Linked DNA regions of Homo sapiens: region 1 is linked to region 2. A link is a contact called in ENCODE Hi-C or POLR2A ChIA-PET data. All regions are on one chromosome and are shown on one strand. Each heading gives the region's core, a stretch centred on a gene start or an enhancer-like site at or near the end of the contact. The rest is flanking DNA. Distances are from core to core; before and after follow the strand shown.

The links. A loop is a pair of places that touch in the nucleus more often than their neighbours do. ChIA-PET counts read pairs that join two places held with the same protein, here RNA polymerase II (POLR2A). Pooled maps may share reads with other maps.
Region 1: a pooled map shows a loop between it and region 2 (2.6-fold over the local background). The contact joins the enhancer-like site here to the promoter of SPAG5-AS1 in region 2. A Hi-C loop is called at or near these places in 1 of 50 pooled maps. POLR2A ChIA-PET finds 5 or more read pairs at or near these places in 4 of 52 experiments (H1, T-cell, activated naive CD8-positive, alpha-beta T cell and 1 more).

What each region holds. Positions count from the first base shown.
Region 1 is chr17:28,869,505-28,873,732 of GRCh38, forward strand. No RefSeq gene overlaps it. Among named protein-coding and RNA genes, the nearest start is that of MIR4732, 9.9 kb to the left of the region's middle. RefSeq lists an enhancer at 2,063-2,132. Within about 2 kb of position 1,832, at least 7 of the 41 ENCODE cell types and tissues checked have a DNase peak (open chromatin) inside an H3K27ac peak, as active enhancers do.
Region 2 is chr17:28,596,650-28,600,686 of GRCh38, forward strand. SPAG5-AS1 (SPAG5 antisense RNA 1) reads left to right here and starts at 2,484. Exons shown (of 3, transcript NR_040012.1): 1 at 2,484-2,597; 2 at 3,049-3,206. It overlaps SPAG5 (sperm associated antigen 5), which reads right to left and starts at 2,376. Exons shown (of 24, transcript NM_006461.4): 1 at 2,247-2,376; 2 at 1,861-1,986. The coding sequence starts at 2,297. RefSeq lists enhancers at 2,038-2,582, 2,807-2,886 and a silencer at 2,287-2,596.

The DNA of each region.
Region 1 (4,228 bases), core at 582-3,081, 270 kb after region 2:
GAGTGCAGTGGCGTGATTTGGGCTCACTGCAACCTCTGTGTCCTGGGTTCAAGCTATTCTCCTGCCTCAGCCTCCCAAGTAGCTGTAACTATAGGCGTGTGCCACCACACCCAGCTAATTTTTGTATTTGTATTTATTATTTTTTTTTGAGACGGAGTTTCGCTCTTGTCACCCAGGCTGGAGTGCAGTGGCACGATCTTGGCTCACCACAACCTCCTCCTCCCATGTCCAAGTGATTCTCCTGCCTCAGCCTCCAGAGTAGCTGGGATTATCCGCACGTGCCACCACGCCCAGCTAATTTTGTATTTTTAGTACAGTCGGGGTTTCTCCATGTTGGTCAGGCTGGTCTTGAGCTCTCGACTTCAGGTGATCCACCCACCTCGGCCTCCCAAAGTGCTGGGATTACAGGCGTGAGCCACTGTTCCCGGCCCTAATTTTTGTGTTTTTAGTAGAGATGGGGTTTTACCATGTTGGGCAGGATGATCTCTATCTCTTGACCTCATGATCTGCCCACTTCGGCCTCCCAAAGTGCTGGGATTACGGGCGTCAGCCACCGCGCCCGGCTCCAGGTAATTTTAAAACAAAATTTTTGTAGAAGCCTGGTGTGGTGGTTCATGCCTATAATCCCAGCTCTTTGGGAGGCTGAGGCGAGTGGATTGCTTGAGGCCAGGAGTTGGAGACCAGCCTAGGCAACATGACAAAATCCATCTCTACATAAAATACAAAAATTAGCCTGGTGTGGTGGCATGTACCTGTAGTTCCAGCTACTCAGAAGGCTAAGGTGGGAGGATCGCTTGAGCCTGGGAGGTTGAAGCTGCAGTGAGCCGTGATCGCACCACTGCACTTCAGCCTGGGTGACAGAGTGAGACCCTGTCTTAAAAAAATTTTTTTAGGGCCAGGCGCAGTGGCTCAGGCCTGTAATCCCAGTACTTTGGGAGGCCAAGGTGGGTGGATCACGAGGTCAGCAGTTCGAGACTATCCTGACCAATGCGGTGAAACCCCGTCTCTACTAAAAATACAAAAAAATTAGCTGGGCATGGTGGTGGGCACCTGTAATCCCAGCTACTTGGGAGGCTGAGGCAGGAGAATCTCTTCAAACCAGAAGGTGGAGGTTGCAGTGAGCCAAGGCTGGACCACTGCACTCTAGCCTGGGCAACGAGAGCAAAACTCCATCTCAGAAAAAAAAATTTTTTTTTTTAAATAGAGATAGAGGCCAGGCACAGTGGCATACGCCTATAATCCTAGCACTTTGGGAGGCCGAAGCAGGCAAATCACTTGAGGTCAGGAGTTCAAGACCAGCTTGGCCAACGTGGTGAAACCGTGTCTCTACCAAAAATAGAAAAATTAGCTGGGCATGGTGGCAGGCGCCTGTAATCTCAGCTACTCGGGAGGCTGAGACAGGAGAATTGCTGGAACCTGGGAGGCGGAGGTTGCAGTGAGCCGAGATCACGCCACTGCACTCCAACCCAGGCTGACAACAGTGACCAAAAAAAAAAAATAGAGATGGGGGTTCTCACTGTGCAACCCAGCCTGATCTCAAACTCCTGGCCTCAAGCAAACCTCCCACCTCAGCCCTTAAAAGTTCTGGGATTACAGGCATGAGCCACCATGCCTAGTCATCTAATCCCTTGTTTAGCCTCTTCCACACACTGCTCTTGGGCAGCTGCAATCCAGCAACAATCCCCTCTCCTTTCTCTGACCTCCTGCAGTTTATGAGCCAAGCCTTCTCATGAAGCTCACTTGTCCTGAAATCACAGGCCCATGTTTGGCTTGAACCAGAGCTTTCGCCTTCACAGTTCAGGGGTTGTACATTAGGGTTCTTGCTTCCTGTCTAGGAGTACTGAGAGCTAGCAGGAAATAAGCACAGCTTCTGACTGACTTGTCAGAGTCCGGGCTCCACCACACTACCGCTGAGTGATTCTGGCCCCTGCACCTGATCTTAGAGTCTTGGCTTCCTCAACAGTAAAATGGGGTTCAGGCCAGGTTCAGTGGCTCATGCCTGTAATCCCAGCAGTTTGAAGGCCGTGGTGGGCGGATCCCTTGAGGTCAGGAGTTTGAGACCAGCCTGGACGACATGGCGAAACCCTGTCTCTACTAAAAATACAAAAATTAGCCACGCGTGGTGGTAGGCGCCTGTAATCCCAGCTACTCGAGAGGCTGAGGGAGGAGAATCTCTTGAACCTAGGAGGCAGAAGTTGCAGTGAGCCGAGATAGTGCCATTACACTCCAGGCTGGGTGACAGAGTGAGACTCTGTTTCAAAAAAAAAAAAAAAAAAGGCCGAGCGCGGTGGTTCACACCTATAATCCCAGCACTTTGGGAGCTTGAGGCGGGCAGATCACGAGGTCAGGAGTTCGAGACCAGCCTGACCAACATGGTGAAACTCCATCTCTACTAAAAATACAAAAATTAGCTGGGCTTGTTGGCACAGGCCTGTAATCCCAGCTACTGAGGAGGCTGAGGCAGGAGAATTGCTTGAAACCGGGGAGGCGGAGGTTGCAGTGAGCCGAGATCGTGCCACTGCACTCCAGCCTGGGCGACAGAGCAAGATTCTGTCTCAAAAAAAAGGGGTTCAAATGCTTTCTTTTCCATGCTGGTGAAGATGAAATGAGACAGTGAAGGTGGATAGTTCTAACCTAGAGCCTGGCACATGAACAACAGGAGCTCAACAGATGCCAAGCTCCTTCCTTCCTGGCTTTGCAGTGGGCTTTCCCTGTTTACTCTCTCCAACGGGGCATACACCTGTGGGCGCTCGTGCTCACTCATACCCGTGCACGTACACGTGATAGTGTCCCCCTTGCACCCCTGTTGAGACACATACTGAGTCAGAAATGGAAATTTTCCTCTCAACACCTCCCTAACTCTATTCATCAGCTTCCAGTTCCTATTCTCTGGGTCAGTGGGGACTCTCAAGTCCAGACTTGGGCCATGACCTTTCCAGTCTCCTGGTACAGTTCTTTCTTTTTTTTTTCTTTCTTTTTTTTTTTTTTTTGAGACGGAGTCTGGCTTTGTCCCCCAGGCTGGAGTGTAGTGGTGTGATCTCGGCTCACTGCAAGCTCCACTTCCCAGGTTCACACCATTCTCCTGCCTCAGCCTCCCGAGTAGCTGGAACTACAGGTGCCCGACACCACGCCCGGCTAATTTTTGTATTTTTAGTAGAGATGGGGTTTCACCGTGTTAGCCAGGATGGTCTTGATCTCCTGACCTCGTGATCCGCCTGCCTCGGCCTCCCAAAGTGCTGGGATTACAGGCGTGAGCCACTGCGCCCAGCCAGGTACAGTTCTAAAGGTGGCTGTTGAGTGGAGCCTGAGTGTCCCTACTGCCTCAAATCCTTCCCGCCATCAGCCAGGCCTTTACATTCCTCCCTCCCTGCCAGGACAACCTGTTTGCTTCACAGCTGCTGTGGAAAAGATAGGCAGCCTGGATTATCAAGACAGACAAGGCTCCTTGCTGACAGTTCCCACCCACCCAGAGGCAAGCGTTCCTGAGCCCTTAACCCCCTCTGTGCTGGGCCTTCAGGCCTAGGGACTGGGCACAGCAGGGAAGATGGGCAGGCCTGGTACCCTCTATATCGAATTCCTAAGGCTGGTGGGGTCATGAGCACAACAGGGTAGGAAACAGCATCACCTGCACACTCCAGGTGCCCATTCTATATACTAAGCCCTTTCCTTCCTGGGTTCATGGAAGTTCATGGTAAACAGGGCCTTAGCAGGCCTCTGAAGGCTCAGGCAGAATGCTCTATACTCTCCACTCTCTCTTCCTGAGGCTGGTTCCAGGCTCTGGGGACAGAGGCCTGGCTTTCTCCATTCCAGGGGTCCACTGGCATTAGTACAGGTGCTGAGGCATCCCCTCCTCACTCCCTACCCCCACATCATTGCCCCTTCCTCCTCTCCAGCACCCTTCAGATCTCTTTCAGCAAGGCCCCTCTCATCTTCTTGCTGAAGTCAGTGTCCCTGACACTAAGGCCAACCTGGACCATCTCCTAGTTGGGTCTCATTGCAGCCACTCAGGCCTCCTTTTCCTGAAGGTCAACAGGAAGCAGTGAAAAGACCAGTAGTGGGCCAGGCATGGTGGCTCATGCCTGTAATCCCAGCACTTTGGGAGGCTGAGGCAGGTGGATTGCTTGAGCCTCAGGAGTTCGAGACCAGCCTGGGCAACATGGTGAAACCCCATCTCTACTAAAAATACAAAAATTAGCCAGGCGGTGGTATGCAATTGTAGTCTCAGCTA
Region 2 (4,037 bases), core at 1,234-3,733:
AAGAGCAAAACTGCATCTCAAAATTAATTAATTAATTAATAATCATAATAAATTCTATAAGCTCTATAGAGCTAATTTCCACCTAGTACTTATTTATTTTTCATCTTAAGCTGTACTGTCTAATATGATAGCCACTAGCCACATGTAGCTATTGAAATTAAAATTAAAAATTCAGGCCGGGCACAGTGGCTCACGCCTATAATCCCAGCACTTTGGAAGGCGGAGGCGGGCAGATCACCTGAGGTCAGGAGTTCGAGACCAGCCTGACCAACATGGAGAAACCCGTCTTTACTGAAAATACAAAAATTAGCTGGGTGTGGTGGCACATGCCGGAGGCTGAGACAGAAGAATCGCTTGAACCCGGGAGGCAGAGGTTGCGGTGAGCCGAGATCGCGCCATTGGACTCCAACCTGGGCAACAAGAGCGAAACTCCATCTCAAAAAAAAATTAATTAAATTAAATTAAATTAAATATTCAATTATTCAGGCCAGGCACAGTGGCTCACACCTGTAATCCCAGCACTTTGGGAGGCCGAGGCGGGCGGACCACTTGAGGTCAGGAGTTTGAGACCAGCCTGGCCAACATTGTGAAACCCTGTCTCTACTAAAAATACAAAAAATTAGCCAGGCGTGGTGGTGTGCACCTGTAATCCCAGTTACTCAGGAGCCTGAGGCAGGAGAATCGCTTGAGCCCTGGAGGCGGAGATTGCAGTGAGCCAAGATCACGCCACTGCACTCCAGCCTGGGTGACAGAGCAAGACTCCGTCTCAAAAACAAAAAAATTCAATTCTTCAGTCACCTCAGCCACGTTTTAAGTGCTCAATAACCATGTGACTAGTAGTTACCATGCTGGACAGCACAGATTATCAAATATTTCCCTCATCCCAGAAAGTTCTATTGGACAGTAGGTATTTTGCAACTCTTTCAAGAAAGACTGCTATGCTATCATCATACTTCTGTTACTCAGGATGTCATCTGTCTATACACTCTTCTTTCCTCCTCATACCTATTTTATTGATATCCCATCTCCTTCCAAAAATAATTCATATGCATGAAAATGAATAGATACGATTAATGAAATAACAAAGTCATGGTCAAAAAAGAGGAAGCAAAACTTCCTATACAGCTATAACAGTAGCTGTATGTGATGATCCAGTTTGGCCTTGAGCTTTCTAGAAGGCAGAGCAAGAGGGAAAATATGGTAAACTACATAGTTCTCATTATCAGAAAGAAAAGGATAGCAATTTCTTCAGGAAGACAATTTTTCCAGGCAGTTAGTCCTAAAGCCTTTCTTGGAGGAATCTTATACAGGAGTCAAGCTGCTTCCTTGACAAGTTTTGACAGCAACTGAAATGCAGTTTCTACATGGCTACGTCTCTCAAAACGTTTAACAAAAGTACAAATCAGTGAGGGCAATTCTGCAAGGAGCTAGTTTAAACTAAGGTGATTCAAGTACCCTACCTTCCAGTGGTGTAACTTGATCCCAGGAGAGTTCTAACTACCTCCTAGAGTAAATGGATATTGCCTCAATCTTGCAGGTGACTGACCTTTCCGTAAGTGACCCCATGTTGGAGGAAGAGCACTAATCAGGGTGGTAGGATTTCTCAATAGTTTGATAAAGGTCGAAGGGAGGAGGAGGAGGTAATAAAAACTAACAGCTAAACAGAGATTCAAGTTCTCACTGGATTTCCTTTAACCACCCTAGGGCACCTCTCTGTTGGCCTGAATAGCTGTAAATGGATGTCACCGACGTAGAAGACTTCATTATCGTTATTAATTATTGTAGCCCTGGCCCTCTGTTCCCCTGAGCTCTCACCCTGGGCAAACAGCCCAGTCGAGAAGCTGTCCAGGCGAATCTCACCTGCAGCCCCAGCTTGCACAGTGATGGGGTCAGCGAGGAGCAAGCGGGGGATCTTTTTCCAGAGTTGGTGAGGGCACCGGGCTGCAGGGTAAGTTCACGGAGAGGAGTTCTCATAGATGGTTTTCCCTGAGAAAGAAACCAAGAAAGAGGGCGAGTGTGAGGAAGCCTGGGTTCTGCCAGCCCGCCCCTCCTCCCTCCCTAAGAAGCCCAAAATGCGATTAGAAGAGTACGCTCGCACCCTAGTCGCGCAGGAGCAGCAAGGCGAACAAAGACTCCACAAGCCCCCAACCCCGGGCTCGACCCAACTTTCCAGGACAGTAGACACGGCCGGTGCCCCCGCGACAGCAGCCCGGCCCAGTTCTCTCCGCCAGAGATCTCCCGCTTACCGTCTGGGGCGAAGGCGACAGGCTGAGGCTCAGTTTTTTCACTCGCCACATCTTCAACCAGAAGGCAGGCCTATCACGTCTCAGACCAAGTCGAGGACGCCATGTTCACCCGCCGTCTGTGTTTGAACCTGCTCTGCGCTTCCTGGTTGGCTGCTTCAGGCGCGCGCGTACGCTCGGGGGTAGAGCCCGGGGGGCGGGGCCCGCGTTGACCACGCCCCCGGCCCTGCCTGCCCCTCCGTTGTCGAGCGTTTTCCGCTGACGGAGCCCTCACCTCAGACACCGGCGGTAGGGCTGGATGCGGGCCCGGCCCAGGACCGGTCTTCTGTCCTCACACCGGGGAGGACCACGCAGGTAGCTGGAGAGTCCAGGAGTCCATCCCTCCTGCTTCCAGCGGACCTCCTCACATCCATGGTGTTCATATCCAAGTTGTCTCCGTGGATGGAGAAGAGGAATCCTCTCCCTAGGTCTCCCTCAGTCCTCTCCAGCCGCAGCCTTGACGGGAAAGAGCCGGCCAGGGAGTCTAGAAGCCGAAGCGGTGCCGAGCGGCTTCCCTAGGCTTGGTGGGCCCGCGTCCGGGACGGCCCGGGCCGTGGTTCTCGACCTGGGCTGTAATGTCTCCAGAGTTTCTGGGCTTTTCCTGGGACTTACTCAGGCCGGCTACCAGTTTACTGGGCTAACCGCCTACATGTATTGAACATTGAGTGTGTGCCTGGCGCTATGCCGAATGCCGTGTAGTAGCTCATTTAATGCGCATAAGGACCTACGTAGTGAGAAATACTATAAATATCCCCATTTGTGACAGGAAGGAGCTGAGTCAGAGAGACCGTGTGTAATTTGCTCAGCGTCACACAGATAGTAAACGGCAGAGCCGCTCTTCCTCCCTGTCCCGCCAGCTCCTGCCTTCTGCTGTCTTGGATCTCCTATGCACGGGAAACCTGTTGAAGGTAGGACAGCCGAAAGGTCAGTATTCAGAGTGAGCCGTTTGCGAAGGTGTGTGTGCTTTGCACACTCACGGCGCCCTGTTTACACTCTGCAAGTCTTAATACATAGGGGGAAAGCAGCAGTCCAAAGAGGAGGAACTATGATGTTATAAACTGCAGCGTCCTCAGGGACGGGCTCCTCTAGCATTGTGTTGTCCAGTACGTTAGCCCTAGCCATAGTGGCTTTTGAGCACTTCAGATGTGACTAGTCCCAGTGGGAATGTGCTATAAATGTAAAACACTGTACAAACTGGATTTCAAACACGTCGTATGAAAAAAAGAATGCAAAATATCGCCAGGTGCGGTGGCTCATGCCTGTAATCCCAGCACGGAGGAGACAGAGGCAGGAGGATCCTTTAAGCCCAGGAGTTCGAGACCTGCCTCGGCAATATAGTGAGACCTATGTCTACAAAAAAAAAATTTGGGCCGGGCACGGTGGCTCACGCCTATAATCCCGCACTTCGGGAGGCCGAGGCAGGCGGATCACCTGAGGTCAGGAGTTCGAGACCAGCCTGCCCAACACGGCGAAACCCCGTTTCTACTAAAAATACAAAAATTAGCCAGGTGTGGTGGCACACGCCTGTAATCCCAGCTACTTGGGAGGCTGAGGCAGGAAGAATCTCTTGAACCTGGGAGGCGGAGGTTGCAGTGAGCTGAGATGGCACCACTACACTCCAGCCTGGGTGACAGAGCTAGACTCCGTCTCAAAAAAAAAAAAAAGTTAAGCCAGGGGTGGCAGGGTTGGGGGCACACACCTATAATCCCAGCTTGGGAGGATCGCTTGAACCTAGTTCAAGGCTGCTGTGAGCTA